Linked DNA regions of Homo sapiens: region 2 is linked to region 1. Evidence: read pairs that join two places in POLR2A ChIA-PET (ENCODE). Cell type or tissue: A673. All regions are shown on one strand. Each heading gives the region's core, and the rest is flanking DNA. Links, peaks and the distances in the headings are about the cores only.

Evidence for each region. Peaks named below come from ENCODE experiments on the same cell type or tissue, not always from the same donor. Only the 100,000 strongest peaks of a DNase experiment are listed, where the experiment ranks them.
Region 2: POLR2A ChIA-PET joins it to region 1 with 5 read pairs; 19 of 35 experiments call an interaction of 5 or more read pairs at or near these places.

The regions. Positions count from the first base shown.
Region 1 is chr11:45,850,884-45,859,215 of GRCh38, forward strand. It overlaps CRY2 (cryptochrome circadian regulator 2), which reads left to right. Exons shown (of 12, transcript NM_021117.5): 2 at 5,099-5,207; 3 at 7,848-7,990. Among named protein-coding and RNA genes, the nearest start is that of CRY2, 7.6 kb to the left of the region's middle. RefSeq lists a silencer at 1,435-1,729 and enhancers at 1,716-1,855, 8,230-8,332. In A673, for the core only: CTCF peaks have their summits at 1,580 and 1,785; DNase peaks (open chromatin) are centred at 4,618 and 7,408; H3K27ac peaks cover 3,497 bases.
Region 2 is chr11:45,795,131-45,803,462 of GRCh38, forward strand. No RefSeq gene overlaps it. Among named protein-coding and RNA genes, the nearest start is that of SLC35C1, 5.9 kb to the right of the region's middle. In A673, for the core only: no CTCF peak of the experiment used is centred there; a DNase peak (open chromatin) is centred at 6,761.

The DNA.
Region 1 (8,332 bases), core at 261-8,260:
TATGAATGGCACTAAGAGTAAAAACGGACAGAGAAATGCAACCAAGAAATACACATATTGATTAGCAAGAAGAAGCCTAGCATACTTCTTGCCCTGGTGATGGTGGGAAGTTTACGGGCTAATTGTAGCTATATGAGCCTCAGGACTTTTTTTTTTTTTTTCCAAGTGCTACTTGGCTAAGCCCTTTCACATTTTCCCCAGCCTCACCTTCCCCAGATTTGCTACATCTAGAAGGAGGTACTGCAGCAAGAAGATAAACTAAAGGAAGATGTGAGCAGTTCCTAGATTTTAAAATGACCTCTGTGGTTTTTCATTACCTTTCTCTCCCCACTGCAACTTGGATAGGTGTTAGCAACAGTTCCTCTTCCACTTTATTTAAATCATTTTGTCCCTGGCTCTGTGCTGCGCCTCTTTCAGGAGCTTCTGGGACAGAGGGAATTTGTAGAAATAAAATATGTTCCCTCTCAGCCCATTTCTCTTAGAATTGGTAAATGAGGTAAACTGGGAACTTCCCAGGATGCCCCATGAGAACAAGTGTGTCTCTCTTCCCAGATGCTGAGAGCTGAACACTGTTGGACTGTTGGGAAGTGGATTGAGAACGCTAGTCTACTGGCAGGGAAACAGGAGCTTCTCTGAGCTATTCACATTGGTACCTGAGAGAGGCACTTTACTGTTCTGCTGCCAAGGAAATGTTTCTGTTTGCCCAAAGGGGATAAAAACCTTCATCTTTCTCTTTGAAATTAGGAAAGAATAAATATATTTTTAAAATAATAAGAATTTAATATTTAAGTATTTCTAAATATCACTCAGATACTTAGAAATAAATCCCTGCCAGAGATTGTGAGTTTAGGTTATCCTTTTCCATGGGGCTTAAGCTCTCTTAATTACTTAGGAAAAATTAATTTCTATTAATATCCTATGTAGCCAATCTGTGCCAGCCAGTGGTATCATCATCGTTGTTAGATAACCTTGCCTTGAAGCAGAGGAACTTGGTCAAGGACAGCCTGGACCCAAAAGAATTCACTGTTATCCTCCCTCCCCCCATTAACAACAAATAAATAAAATATTCCTCAACACAGGATCAGCCATTCCTAGAGAAGGCCTTCCCTAAATATGAGTACTTAATCAAAGGATCTGCTTGTTTTATTCTAAAAGGCTAGCCTTGTAGAGTCCCTGAGTTATAGTGTCCTCTCTATATTTTTGGAAATCCCAGTCTGGTTTTCTCCAGTTCTGCCTGCCTCTGGCTCCAGAGCACTTACATAATAATGTAATTCAGTTGCACATGTTGTCTAATCCAAAGGGTAAGCTTTGCTCTCCCAGGACCATGTGCTCTGAATTTTGGCCATGTGAGCTCAGCTAAGAGCTGCCAAGGGTGAAGTGCCAGCCCCCAACACCACCATCTCCAATGCCCAGGCCAGTTTCCTTCAGAGTCCCCTCATTGGAGTAAAGAGAAATTGGAGTAAAGAGGAGGGTTCTAAGGGACCACAGAAGGCCCAAGGTTCTCTCTGGTGAAAGAATGCATATACCTGCCCACTGAGCCTTTGCCCAGTCGCAGCACTGCTCCAAATGTGAGGGACAGCTGTCACCTGGCAGGCCTCAAAGGTAGTACCCTAGTGGTGGCTTCTCATTCTCTGCATTCTCTGGCTGCCTGGAGTCTGGAGATACTGGGGACCCTCCTCACATCCCTGTCTATTGCCTCCGTGTGGTGGCTGTCCTGAGCCCTCCCTTCCCGGGTTGACTCGGGAGGGAAGTTGGAAGAAGCAGAGCATTTCTAGCAGGCCAAAGGGGAGGCAGAAATATGGATGCTCAAGAGAGAAAGTTTAGTACAAACAAACTAGAAGCAAAGAAAGGCAACTTGTAACAGAGACTAGAAGTAAAGTTCAGTTTTCTAGAGTAGTGCTTGTGAAACTTTAATATGCAAATGAATCACCAGGGGATCTTGCTAAAATACAGATTCTAATTTTGGAGGTCTGGGTTAGAGCCTGAGATTCTGCATTTCAACAGACTCCTGGGTGTTTCACAGCCAATGCTGCTGATTGTCAGACCACACTCAGAGGAGGAAAGATCTGGCAGCAGAGGTGTTGCTGGCCTTTGAGTTGGCCTGTGGTGCTCCCTAATGGCTGAGCCCAGGGCAGCACAGCCTCAGTGCTCTGTTTGTTGAGAGGCAGTGGCTGGCTAAAAACGAACATGTCAAGCCTGACAGATTGCCTAGGTTTGAATTCTGGCCACTTACTAGGTATATGATGTTGGGCAAGTTTCATAATCTCTCTATGCCTCAGTTCCCTCATCTATAAAATGGGAATAATAATATTACCTACTTGATTGGGCTGTTTGAGAATTAAATGAGGTAATGTATGTGAAACAAGTAGAATAGTGCCTGTCATTGTAAATGCTTATTAAATGTTAATCATTGCCATTATTATCATTATTTTTATTTAGTTGCTGGGTTCAGAGTTGGGCCTTCTACCAGCCTCACATCTCTGCTTCCTGCTATAAACATCTTTTGTGAAAGAAGAAAAGGGCTCTCATAGGATTAGCTGTACTTTAGAGATGCTACGAGGAATCTCTCCTTTTAGTAAATGAGGTCTAAAAATAAAGTTCTATAGAAGGCAGATTGCTACATGTTCTGGAACCTAGATTTCATGTGCATTCCAACCTTATTTATAGCTTCAAATCAAAGTCCTATGCAGCCTGGTGGACTGTGAAGGAAAAGACCCCCAAAGCGCATGGCAAGGACACTCCTGGGAGCTGCAGATGGAGGACCCTGTGTCCTGGGGTTATGAAATTTAAATCACTGCTCCTAGCCCTAGGCATTCTACCTGGCAGGGTCCAGGTTTCAGATGGCATGAGACCATTTGCATGGATTTCTCTTCTTTTCCTTCCAGAAGAGTGGTGAGGCTTGGGGGAGGCCAACACAAGTGACGCACTTGCAGCTCCCTGTTCCTTTTCTGGAGGTGACAATTTTTCAAAAACAGAAATTCACAGAGGTGGAGCTTTTGGTTTGCATAAAGCAGCATTCAACCTGTTTGTCTTCCATCCCAACCTCTCAGAGAGTCTTCCTCATGCTCTTTTGCAAACATGATGCTTTGAGCCGAGGCCAGGGCTCAGCCCATGCTAGAATGTGGGTCGGTGGCATTGGCCGTAGGAGTGTGTCAAGTTGTGTACGTCAGAGGCAGCAGTGGGGGCTGGTTCTAGTTGGCAGCCTGGGAATAGTCACTGCTTCTGTAAGCCTCCAGTAGTCAGGGAATGTGACTGTGATGTGCCATTTCTATTGTTGACAGAGAAAAATGCTGGGGATGGGTGGAGACCCAAGGGGTAGATAGCAGGTGCCTCAGAGGTATCTGTGACATATGCAGATTGACCTGTGGGTTCTTGAAGAAGAAGATAAGAATGCCAGTGGATTACCTGTAGTCACATTGCTATTAGAGAACAGGATTCCAAACTCCTGAGGGCCTGCAGAATCTCAGCCCCTGGAACAGAGTTGGTGTGCAACTAGAAATCTTTAGAAATGGGGCACAGAACCCTCACGGTGGCTCACGCCTGTAATCCCAGCACTTTGGATGGCTGAGGAGGGCGGATCACTTGAGGTCAGGAGTTCAAGACCAACCTGGCCAACATGGTGAAACCCCATCTCTACTAAAAATATTGTTTAAAAAATTAATTGGGTGTGGTGCACATACCTATAACCCCAGCTACTCGGAAAGCTGAGGCAGGAGAATCGCTTGAACCTGGGTTGGGGAGGTTGCAGTGAGCCGAGATTACGCCACTGCACTCCAGCCTGGGCGACAGAGCGAGACTCTGTCTCAAAAAGTAAATAAATAAATAAAAAAGGGCACAGAGAGGAAAATGTGGGTTTCAGAGTGACCACCCTAGGTTCCTGAATCCCCAGCTTTGTCACTTAACAGCTATGGTCTTAGACAAATTAATTCACCTCTGAGTGTCTCAGTTTCCTCATCTATAAAATAAGGATGGTACTATTTCCTTCAAAATAGTTGAGAGAATTAAATGCAGAAATGCACTTAAAAAGCATGACAGAACCAAAATCCCATTGATAACCTTGGTTGCCTCTGGGGAGTGAGGGAGGGGAAAACCCTTTCTACTATGTACCACTTTGTCACTGGAATTTTGAGCCACATGAATAGTTTATCTGGTTATAATGTTAATTTAATTTAAAAATAAAACGCTGAAGGCACTCAGCAAATGTTAATGTCCTTTCCCTTTCCCCTGGTGATCCAGGTCTCCTGCTGAAGTTCTTGCCTAGCTGCGGTCTTCCCCACCCCCACCCCCACAAAAATGTGAAGATAGCTATTGAGAAGTACCTTTTAAGGCCTTCTCCCTCTTGGGATGAGAACCTGATCACCAGAGCCCTGGAGAGGCCTGGAGAGTGAGCCACCTGCCAAACAAAGCTCTGGGAACTAGGGACCCATTGCAGGCTGTGAGGCTGTGGCAGCAGAAATACGCATGGCCCAGAGCATGCATGCAGAAAGTCAAGGAGTCTTTTCCACCAGAGTAAGGAGGATTTTCCCGGCTGTGGCAGTCTGGTCCTCTGCTAAGAGGACCTTAATGCTTCATACCACAGTATTGCACTGGCTTTTCAGATGGCTCCCACGTGAGTCTCACAACAACCTCATGCTGGGCAGATACTTATATCTAGCCCCAGAGACTGCGAGGGAGTAAGTGACTAGCCTCTGATCACACAGAAACACCACACTAGGAACAGCTCACATTTATCTCATGATGTCTGTGTGCCAGGCACAGTGCTAAATGTTTTTCACACATTATTCGATTTTCTTTTCTTAGCAATTTTATGAGATGGGTACTAACATCAGCTTCACATTACCGGCGAGAAAACAGGCAAAGAGGTTAGGTTATTGCCTAAAGTCACACAGCTAGTAAGTGGCAAGACCAGGGTTTGAAGCAGAGCAGCGCTGATCCACTACCACATCCCTCCTGGGCTGGAACCCAGGCCTCTCCAGCCCTAGTGATCATGAGGCTGCCTGTTGGGCATAAACAGCGAACCAGTTTCTCCCTGCTTTGTTAGGAAAGAGAGCCACTCTTCATGATGTTATCACTAACAAGGCCTGTGTGGACTCCACAGGTTCCTACTTCAGTCTCTGGAAGATTTGGACACAAGTTTAAGGAAACTGAACTCCCGCCTGTTTGTAGTCCGGGGACAGCCAGCCGACGTGTTCCCAAGGCTGTTCAAGGTAAGCGTGCAGAGCCCCAGAGAAGACAGTGAGATTCTGTCCCTGACGGTTTCCCCACAGCCTGAGTGATATGATATTCCGACTGAGGGAATGGAAACATCAGGGCTGGTCTGGCTGTTGCTGCTAGAGAAGTTGGGAGCAAAGGCAGCCAGTTAGCTTGCTCTTGGAATGGAAACTGTGTTAAGGAAAAAAATTCTGGGAAACCAGTGTCTTGTTGGAAAGCTCTCAGCTCAGTCCAGACATAGGATGTGGTAAGTCATTCCACTCTGGATGCCACTGGCTTCCTTCAATGTTTTCTTGGCTCAAGCCAGCCAGATTTATTAGGGTTCCTTCTAGGCCAAGACTTTGAGGTGGGGTTTCATGTCTAGCAAGGTACATTTCCCATCTTGCTTTGCTCTGCTTATTGGGAAAAGTCAGCCTTTTCTGCCGGGCGAGGTGGCTCACGCCTGTAATCCCAGCACTTTGGGAGGCCGAGGCAGGCGGATCACGAGGTCAGGAGATCCAGGCCATCCTGGCTAACATGGTGAAACCCCGTCTCTACTAAAAATACAAAAAATTAGCTGGGCATGTTGGCTGGCACCTGTAGTCCCAGCTACTCGAGAGGCTGAGGCAGGAGAATGGTGTGAACCCGGGAGGCGGAGCTTTCAGTGAGCCGAGATTGTGCCACTGCACTCCAGCCTGGGCAACAGAGCGAGACTCCGTCTCAAAAAAAAAAAAAAAAAGGTCAGCCTTTCTGAGGAAGCTTTCTTGTTTCCCATGGGGTAAATGATTGATAGAAATCTTCATTTTGGTGCCACATAGGTTTCTGTTTGCAGTAACGGGGCCAGTCCACTTTTCCCTCAATCCCTTTAAAAAGTATATTCTAAGGCCCACATAGAAGCACAGGAACTCATGGACAGAGGGCTGTGGGACAGACTGCCATCACCCTCAGCAGCACACAATGATTGTCATGCCCCTCCCCACCCTAACTCCGAGACAAAAGGAAAAGTCATGTCAAGGCAAACAGCTTAGTGAATACATCATCCTTCAATTCCCCTCCCCGTAACCCCACACATAATTGTGCATACATGTACAAATCACACAGTGCTAGTAATTGCCCACATTCATTGAGGGCTGCCTATGAGTCAAGCGCTGTTCCCAGTGCTTGTTTACATCAACTGAGTTCTTCCTCACAGCAGGCCTAAGAGGTGGCTACTGCTATCCCGATTTACAGGAGAGGAAACAGTCATTGGTTGTGAAGTTAATAAGTGACGATCTTGGATTCTGACTCTAGAGCTGTATCCTTACCCACCATACCATATAAATACATTTGCCTCCCTTCTCCCCTCGACATTGCCCTTTTTCTCCCCCAGCAACTCAGAGGCCAACCCACTTATATCCCAGAGATATAGCTAGGTCATCCATTCAGTCATGTAATGTATTTTTATTGAGCTTCTGCTAGGTACTAGGCCCCATACTAGGTATAAGGGTAATGATGATGAGTGAGACAACATGGTTTCTGCTCTGAGAGTTCACACTAATAGGGGAAACAGGCAAGTGTATCATTGTCATATAATACATGCTGCAGTGGAAAAAAGACAAGGTGCAGAAGAATTATATTGAAGGAGGAGGTCAAGAAGGCTTCTTGGAGAAAATGTAATTTAATAATATTGTTATTCACAGGTTACAATGAGTATTCAGTGATGTAACCTATATGAACTATAAGCATGGTACCTGGCATATAGCAAGGGCTCAATCAATGTTTAATGCTGATATCCTCGAATGAGGGATAACTGGCCCTGCTAAGGACCCAGTCCCCGGGCAGGGCTGAGTCAGGACCAGACCAGCCTGTGCATGGCTAGGACATTTGCCCCTGTGGTTCAGAGCTTTCAGAGACTATGACCAGAGACTTTGGAGAATGTGTTTTTCTTCTTGCAAGTTGCATGCTCTAGGGCTTTCTGTGGGTTGACTGTACAACCATTCACTGGGCCAGCTTGCTATGAGATCTAGAAATTCCTACCAGAAATGACTAAAGGCTTAGGAAAGAACTTCCTCCTTTTCAACATGTAGCCCCTCTGGTCAGTTTCCTCTGACCTCCAGACTAAGGATCGCTTCCCCTTTCCTGACTCTCTCAGGGCTGGAACCTATTAGCTCTGTTTGCTATTGGCCTCAGGAGTGTTGCTGTGGAAACAATTAAGACACTTCACATAGCACAACTCTGCCAAGAAAACTAGGCCACAAGTCTGCAGGGCTGTGAGGAGCTCTGGGAAAAGCTTGCTGAGCAGGCAGAAGGCTGTGGTCCTGTCCCACCTGTGAGTCAGTGCCACTCTCTGGGACTGGGGGTTTCCCAGGAGCGTTGTATTTATGGCCTCCTGCTGCATTCTCCTACCTCAAGGACACAGCAAGTGCACAAGGCTGCCTACCTCTCTCCCAACTCCACTGTTGCTGTGCTGTTGGCTTCGCCACACTGCCTGCCCTCCTCAAACTTTCTGAACCTCAGCTTGTTTGCTTTCCAGATCAAATCCCTGTTCCTAGTTTTTTCTGCTGCCCATCAGATAGGTCTCTAGACTAGCTCTGTTCTCTCCCAGGAAGGAACTGAGAGTCCAGCTTCCCCCTCCTCCCCAAACACAGTGTTGAGCATAACAGATCCTCTCCCCACAGGAATGGGGAGTGACCCGCTTGACCTTTGAATATGACTCTGAACCCTTTGGGAAAGAACGGGATGCAGCCATCATGAAGATGGCCAAGGAGGCTGGTGTGGAAGTAGTGACGGAGAATTCTCATACCCTCTATGACCTGGACAGGTAAGAGATGGGGCCCAGGGATCAGGTTACCAATTGTGAGAGTTAGTAATTTGGGCCCCTGCTGAGCGGAACTCAGAGAGGTTCAGCATTAGGGCTACCTGACCCAGGAGGCATGGCATCTTCTAGAAGCTGGAGGAGAATAGGCCAGAGTCAGGACCTGTAGAACAGGTCACAAAGAGCTTTACCCCATTGAGGTGGCAGAGAGGCTTGTTAGGCCCAAAGCATGGAAGCAGTGAGGACCCACACTCAGGGTATTTACAAATCTGCTCCTAGTATGCCCGAGTCCCACCTGTGCCTCATATTCCCACTTCCATCCTGCTCAACAGCTGCCCTCTGACCTCA
Region 2 (8,332 bases), core at 290-8,289, 56 kb before region 1:
AGCCAAGATCACGCCAATGCACTCCAGCCTGGGTGACAGAGCGAGACTCCATCTCAAAAAAAAAGAAAAAAAAAAAAAGGACGCTCTTACTAGATGCCTCCTGCGCATACCTCCTTCATGTCTCATCACAAAAGGAATGGACAGGAGCAGCTCAGAGTGTCCATCGAGAAGACCGAATCTAGTGGGAAGGCCTCCCCAAGGAAGGGACATCTGCACTGAGCCCTGAAATATACATTAGCCGGGTGTAGGGATGAGTGTGGGAGAGCGCTGAACAAAGTGGGAACCTTCCAGATTGCCTTCCCCACTTCCAAGGCAGGCTCCTCATGTGGACCCTGGTAGCTTGCCATCCAGCATTCATCCCCTTGTGATAACGCCTCCCAAAATTCACTTGCAGAGCCCTCCCCGACTCTCAGCCCACCTTGTCTGGACCTTTGGCTAGGAACCCCCAGTTCCCAGGGAGTGGAGCTTGTGACACAGGCTTAAACCAGAGCGCTGGTCTTATCTGCTTGGCCACCGTGATTGGTCAGGGTGGTCATGTGACCTGAGCCAACTAATCAGAGTGTACCTCAAGACTGTGGAAGAACAGTGATTGTTTTTTCCCCCACCAGACTTCAACCAGATGGTGTAAGGTGTGGAATAGTTGAAGCCATTTTGCCATCCCATGGAGCCTCAGAGCAAAACCACTACTTAGATAAGAGCCTAGACTAGGATCTGTAATAACTGGGTCAAGCTGCACTTAAACCTGGTAGATCTCTGAGACTTCCCAGTGACATGGGCCAATAAGTTCCATTTGGCTTCAACAGGCCCTTCCCTACAACCCACTTACCATCTGGGATGAGAATCGGAGTCTTTTACCTTAGAAGCTATTAAGCCTGGCTCCTCTTCCATCTTACTGATGGGAAAACTGAAGTCTAGAGTGATGGAGAAATTATCTAAAAATCTCAAGACTGTAGCCACCAGGCCAAGAACTAAAAGTCTAGGGAGGTTTCCACCATGCCTCAATGTCTTTCCAGGTGGATCTGTGCCATGGACTTGCAGAGTGAAGTGTTTTAGCCACTGAACCCTCTCTCCCCTCATCCCCAGCCAAGATTAAGACAAAGCTGTTGCTTCTTTTTTTTTTTTTTTTTTTTGAGACCGAGTTTTGCCCGTCGCCCAGGCTGGAGTGCAATGGCACAATCTTGGCTCACTGCAACCTCCACCTCCCAGGTTCAAGTGATACTCCTGCATCAGCCTCCCGAGTAGCTAGGATTACAGGCACCCACCACTATGCCCGGCTAATTTTTGTATTTTTAGTAGAGATGGGGTTTCACCATGTTGGCCAAGCTGGTCTCGAACTCTTGACCTCAGGTGATCTGCCTGCCTCGGCCTCCCAAAGTGACAGAGAGTGAGCCACTGCGCCTGGCCAAAAGCTGTTGCTTTTGTGGTCCCCCTGGGATCTATCAGTGAAGCAACAGTTTCTGATTTTGTTTTTCACAGACCTACTACATTAGTTTCCTAGACCTGCTGTAACAAATTACCACAGACTTGTAGCTGAAAACAACAAAAATGTATTCTCTCACAGTTCAGGAGGCCAGAAGGCAAAAATCAGCCGGTGTCAGTTGTGTTGGTTCCTCCTGGAGGAATCTGTTCTGTGCCTCTCTCCAAGTTTCGGGAGCTTGCCAACAATCCTTGGAGATTCTCGGCCTGGCGCTGCACTAGTCCTATTTCTACCTTCTGCCTCCATCTTAACGAGGCCTTTCAGCCATGTGTGCCCACTCTGCGTCTCTGCATCACCAAATCTCCCTCTCCTTACAAGGACACAAGTCATAGGACTGAGGGCCCACCTTAATCCAGTATGAACCCATTTTAACTCAATACAGCTGCAATAATCCTATTTCCAAGTGAGGTCATATATTCTGGGGTTCTGGGTATGAATTTGTGGGGGATACTATTCAACACAGTACACCGACTATATGCCGGCCATTGTGCCCCATGCCATGAGACATACCAAAGATGTACTGGAATGGAGTGGTGTGTCTAATAATGACGTGAGCCCTGGGCTCATATCCATTCAGTGCACACTTCCTGAGCACCTATTGTGTGCAAGGTACTGTGCTAGGGGCCAGAGGCCTAAGGATGCCTATGATGCAGCCCCAGTGCTTAGAGAGCTCACAGGGCAGGGAAGGAGCCTGGGGTCTGGCAGGGCTATCTATGAACAGTTAGGAGAGTGGGGTTCCAGTCCTGTCTCACCCTTTCATAAACTGTGTGACCCTGAGCAACTCATTCCTCTCTTGACCTATTCATTCTCTGTAAAATGAGGAGGAGTGGGCAATCTCTAAGGTATTTTGAAGCCCTGATGTTCTGAGAGCCTTTTTAAATGTGGGTGAAAATGCTTTGTAAACCACAAAGTGCTATATACACAAGGAGAGGCAGAATAACATGAATAGTTAAGGGAGTAAATCAGTCGGCCTGGGGTTCAAATCCCAGCTCTGCCATTTGTCAGCCCCTATGACCTTAGGCAAGTTAACTTAACCTCTCCAGACCTCAGTTTCCTCTTCTGTAAAATGGAATAAGAATGCCCAATTCACAGAGGTATCATGGGGATTAGAGGAATTAATCCATGCAGTGTTGAGGCCAGGGCAGAGCACACAGCAAGTGCCCAATAACTATTAGCTATCATGATCCCTAGACATCCTCTCTACTACCACGGAGCTTACAGTTAGGTGGGAGATAAAACTAATGGGTGGAAAAGCTACAGACAAAGACCAGATAATGGATCAGTCAGAGGGTTCTCAAGTACCAGCATGGAAAGAACCCTGGGACTGGTGCAATCCAACCCTAGGCACGTATCTGCCCTTCAACAGCAGGACGGAGAGCAGCAAGGCCAGGGTCACTCCATAGGCCCAAGGACCTAGAAGACCAATTGGAAAACTCTCTGGGAGTAAGGTGAGCTCATGCAACAGGATAAACTTCTGCTCAGAAGTCAAACTAGCCTGGGTTCAAATCCAGCTCTTACCTCCTCATGGGTGGCCTTGAACCAAAGACTTAACATCTCTGTGTCTCAATTTCTCCCTCTGGAAAATAAGAATATGATGGTGGACTCTACCTCACAGCATTGTTGTGAGGACTAACATGTTGTATATAAACCACCTGGTATGAAGCCAATCTCCAATAAATGTTAGCTGCTGGTAACACACCCTCCACCAAGAGGGGCAGACACCATTACTCCCAATGGATTAGGACTGGGGAAACATCACTCCTGCTCAGAGATTAATCAGATGCATATTTCGGGAGTTTTGTGAAGTAATGCTTTTTACTACTTGTATTAGTCCATTCTCACACTGCTACAAAGAACTACCTGAGACTGGGTAATTTATTTAAAAAAGAGGTTTAACTGACTCGCAGCTCTGCAGGCTGTACAGGAAGCATGGCTGGGGAGGCCTCAGGAAACTTACAATCATGGCAGAAGGTAAAGAGAAATCAGTCACGTCTCACATGGCTGGAGAGGGAGGAAGAGAGCAAAGCAGAAGGTGCTACACACTTTTAAACAACCAGATCTTGGGAGAACTCTGTCATGAGACAGCACTAGGGAGATGATGCTAAACCATCTGAAACCATCCCTGTGATCCGATCACCTCCCTCCAGGCCCCACCTCCAACACTGGGGATTACAGTTCAACACAGGATTTGGGTGGGGACACAGAGCCAGACCATATCACTACTCTACATCTCAACAGATCCAAAAAGGCCAACACCGTCCAAAGTCAGCCACTGCCCAGGAGCCAGACCAGGAATGCAAGGTGACGCCTCGTAAGTGTCATTGTGAAAGCGGAGCCAGCTCCGTGCCAATCCCCTGCCTATTTCCCGTTCTTGCCTGAAGAATCCCCTCCCCCCGTTTCTGGCCACACATCTCATGCTTTGGGATTTGTTTGTCCTTGTTCTGACTCTCCCACTCCCAATCCTTGTCTGGCAAGTGGGCCCTGCCTTTGGAATTCTCCACCCCACCTTTAGCTCATCAGCATGGGTTCACTCCCTGACAAGTGAATCCTCCACATTGCTGCCCCAGACCCAGAAACTACGCAGTCCCGAGCCTTCCTGGAACCTTCAACATGAGTTCCAGCAACACTGAATTGCTCAATAGAGCACTGTTTACATTAGGACTTTCCTCCACAGCCAAAACCAGAATACCATCCTGGAGCGGTTTAAACTGATAGGGGTTATTCATCTCCTACAGTAAGGCTTAGGCAGCCCAGAGCTGAGAGGGCAGCTTAGCCAAGCTCTAAAGGACTCAGGACAGCTCCCAGCTGTCCTGCCATCCTTAGTTCTGCCATCCTTAGTTTTCCTCTTCGTAGCTTTTGCCTCATGGCCACAAGATGGCTGCCGCCTTTCCAGACATCAGTTCCACATTATAGGCAGAACAAAGGAGGGGAAAAAAAAAAAAAAAAAAAAAAACAGCAAATAAGTCTATACCTATCGCAAAAAGCAAAAACTTTCCCAGAAATCCTCAGCTTACTACTCATTGGCCAAAATTATGTCACATGGTCACCTCTAGCTGCAAGTAACCAGTTTGAGGTGAAACATGTTGACATGTTGACTTACAAACAAAATATGGGTAATGTTAGTAAGAAAGAAGAATTTATTTATTTATTTATTTATTTATTTATTTATTTATTTTGAGACAGAGTCTCACTCTGTTGCCCAAGCTGGAGTACAGTGGCACAATCTCAGCTCACTACAACCTCTGCCTCCTAGGCTCAAGCAATTCTCATATGTCAGCCCCCCGAGTAGCTAGGACTACAGACATGCACCACCACGCTGAGCTAATTTTTGTATTTTTAATAGAGACTGGATTTCACCATGTTGGCCAGGCAGGTCTCAAACTCCTGGCCTCAAGTGATCCGCCCACCTCAGCCTCCCAAAGTGCTGGGATTACAGGCGTGAGCCACCATGCCCGGCCAAGAAGAATAATTTAATATAGAGTAAACCAGAGGTCTGCAAACTACAACCAGTGAACCAAATCTGGTCCACTACTTGTTTAATGTTTAAAAAATTATTGATATATCATAATTGTATTTTTTGAGTACATGTGATATTTTGATACATGTATATAATGTATAATGATTAAATCAGGGTAATTGGGATACCCATTACCTCAAACATTTATCTTTTGTGTTAGGAGCATTACAGTTCTTCTCTTCTAGCTATTTTGAAATATACAATAAGTTATTGTTAACTATAATTCTTCTACTGTACTATCAAATACTAGAACTTAGTCCTTCTATCTAAAACTGTATTTTCGTACCCATTAACCAACTTCTGTCCATTCCTCCATTTTTATAAATAAAGTTTTATTGAAATGCAGCTGTATCCATTTGTTTACAATACTACAATAGCAGTGTTGAGTACTTTCGACAGAGACTATATGGCCCACAGAATCTGAAACACTTACTCTCTGGCCTTTTACAAAAAAAATTTGCCAACTCCTGAAATAGATGATTGGTAGCATCTGCCACAAGTACTAGAAAAGGAAGACATAATTTTTTTCTGGAAATAGCTTATTATTTTCAAAAGAGCATTCCAGTAATAATGAGGAAAAAAAAGATTTTTGCTCTGCTTACATGTATTTTGTAGTTTAGTGTTAATTTTTACTTTGAATTATATGTGGGATGAATGAGAAGCCTTATAAACTTCAGGGATTAGGGTCAATACGGTTCTTAAATTGGCCCTGATTTCCAGGCATTCCTACCCATGGTCTGACTTCCATTCATTCCACAACGAGGCACTAGGCACCTACTGTGGCAGGCATTGTGCTAGGTCCTGGATAAGGACAGGATGGACAGACGGATGGATGGATGGTTGGATGGATGAACAGTTGGATGGATGGATGGATGGATGGATGGATGGATGGATGGATGGATGGGAAACTGTGAGAGATAAAGCAAAAGAGAGAGAGAGGAACAGAGAAATTAGACTAAGCAATTTCATGCCTTCTCAATTTTGCCTAGAAAATATGTGTGTGAGGAGGAAATGCCATTCCAGTAGGCATGTGGGTAAAGGCCTTGTTGCTGTAGCAAAGAGACCCCTTTAGAACTGTGTAGGTATGCAGGAACATAAGTTGATTTCCCACAGTCCACAGTGGCAGGTATCTCTGCTCCACAGAATCAGGGACCTCGGCTTTTTCCATCACATTCCTCCACAGCCTCTAAGACGTTGTCCTTGTCCTCATGGTCAAGACTGGCTTATAGATGCATTTGGTTTCCAGGTTATGGGAAGAGGAAGAAAAAGCATGGAGGAACACACTCCTAAAGTTTTAAAGACCTAGAAAGTAGCATATCTCACGTGTTGCTATAGACTGGAGGTATCCCTCCAAAATTTATATACTCCAATGGACCCCTAAGCCCCAATATGATGGTATTTGGGGATGGGTCTTTGGAAGGTAATTAGGTCATGAGAGTGGAGCCCTCATGGTGGGATTAGTGCTCTTATAAGAAAAGACATGAGATCCTCCCCCCACTCCACCCCCATCTATGTGCCAGGTGAAGACAGAAGGAGAAAGCAGCCTTCTACAAGCTGGAAGCAGCCCCTTGCCAGACACCAGATCCACCTGGGCCTTGATCTTGGACCTCCCAGCCTCCAGACTGTGAGAAATAAATGCTTACTGTTTAAGCTGCTCAATCTATGGTATTTTTGTTATAGCAGGCTGAACTCACCAAGACACTTCCCTTCACCATCCACTAAGTCACATGGTTCATCTACTTAGAAGGAAGGCTGGGAAATGTAGTCTTTGGCTGGGCAACCATAAGACTAGCTACAATCCAATTATTTTGGATGAATGGGGGAGTGAATTTTGGTAGACAACTAGGAGTGTCTATCACATAGGGTAGGCTCATGAGTCCTTGTTGAACTCAGAGTGAGACAGTCAACATCTGTGTGTTCCCAGAAGTTCTCAAGCCGCACAGGTACAGATCCACTGACCCCTGAACCTGGGAAGTTAGTTCTGTTCACTGTGACTGGCAGAAATAATTTCCTGCTGACATTATTAGTGGCTCCCAGCCAAGGCAAGAAAATGAGACTACACCCATAAAGGAACTATTACAGCCCTTCAGCTGCCACGTTGATGATCTTATGCTCTACCTCACACCAAATTCACACCCTGGATAATCACTGTTGGCAAGACCTAAAATTTCACCCTTTGTGGATGGTTTAAACAATTAACATTCCTTAAAGAAAATTCAAAAGCAAACCATTTATGCAAGGTACACAATTCCCAGGGGCCTTAGACCCCCTAAGAAACATCCCCACCCCTCCTTTCCCTCATAAGGGATAAAATGATTAGAATCCAGGAAACTTGCTGTACTGGCCTGTTAACAACCTTAATCCAAGGGAGTGACACTAATGACAGAATTTCAGGTATGATGTGAGAGATTGGAGACAGGGGTATACTTTGGCCTCCATAGAGAGCCCACACTGTCCCCCACACACGCAGCACTGACTGCCCCTGGGCCTCTCTCAGCGAAGTGCATCTGGCCTATATACAAGATATATCTCTTCCCTCCAGTTCAAGGTGGCAGCAGTCATCAGACAAGTTCCTGCTAATGTGCTAAGGAGAAGGCCCTTCCAGATCACCAGGGCCTCTCAGGGACAAGTTTGCCCTGTCTGTCACTAAATTGTTTGTCATGGTGAACTCTCGGGCATAAGAGAGGAGAGACTGGAACAGATACGAATTGCTCTTAATGAACCAAAACCCACAGCTTCAAAGGAAAATCCCAGAGGTAGACTCTCCAGGTGGGGTTGAGGAGACCAGCTCAGTCCCTCTTGAGTCTTTCTTTCCCCAAAGGGATATTTTAGTTCCAAAAGTGACAAGGTAACCAGATGGTATCCTCCAGGTGGAGAACAGCCCACAACTAGGAAGCAGAGTCTCATTCCTTGAGGAGGAAGAGGGGAGTGCTAGTACCCGGGGCTAGTGGAAGAGGGTAGGGTGTGGGCCCGGCTCGTTGTGGGGCAGCTGTTTACTTCACTGCAGCCTGCAGCCCTCCCATTTCCCTACAGCCCACCCAGGGCTGCGCTCAGCTCCAGTGAAGGTTTGTGCAGTTAGGATCTGAGAGTTTAAGCGTACTATATAGGTTTTACCTTTTTATTCTGGAAATTTGCAAATGTACACAAAAGTAAGGAAACTCTTATAATGGGTCCTTGTGTATCTACGCCTAGCTACAACTATCAATGGCTTATCTTATTTAATCTATCAACCTTTTAAAAAAAATCTTTTTGAGGTCAGGCACGGTGGCTCACGCTTGTAATCCCAGCACTTTGGGAGGCCGAGGCCGGCGGATCACCTGAGGTCAGGAGTTAGAGAA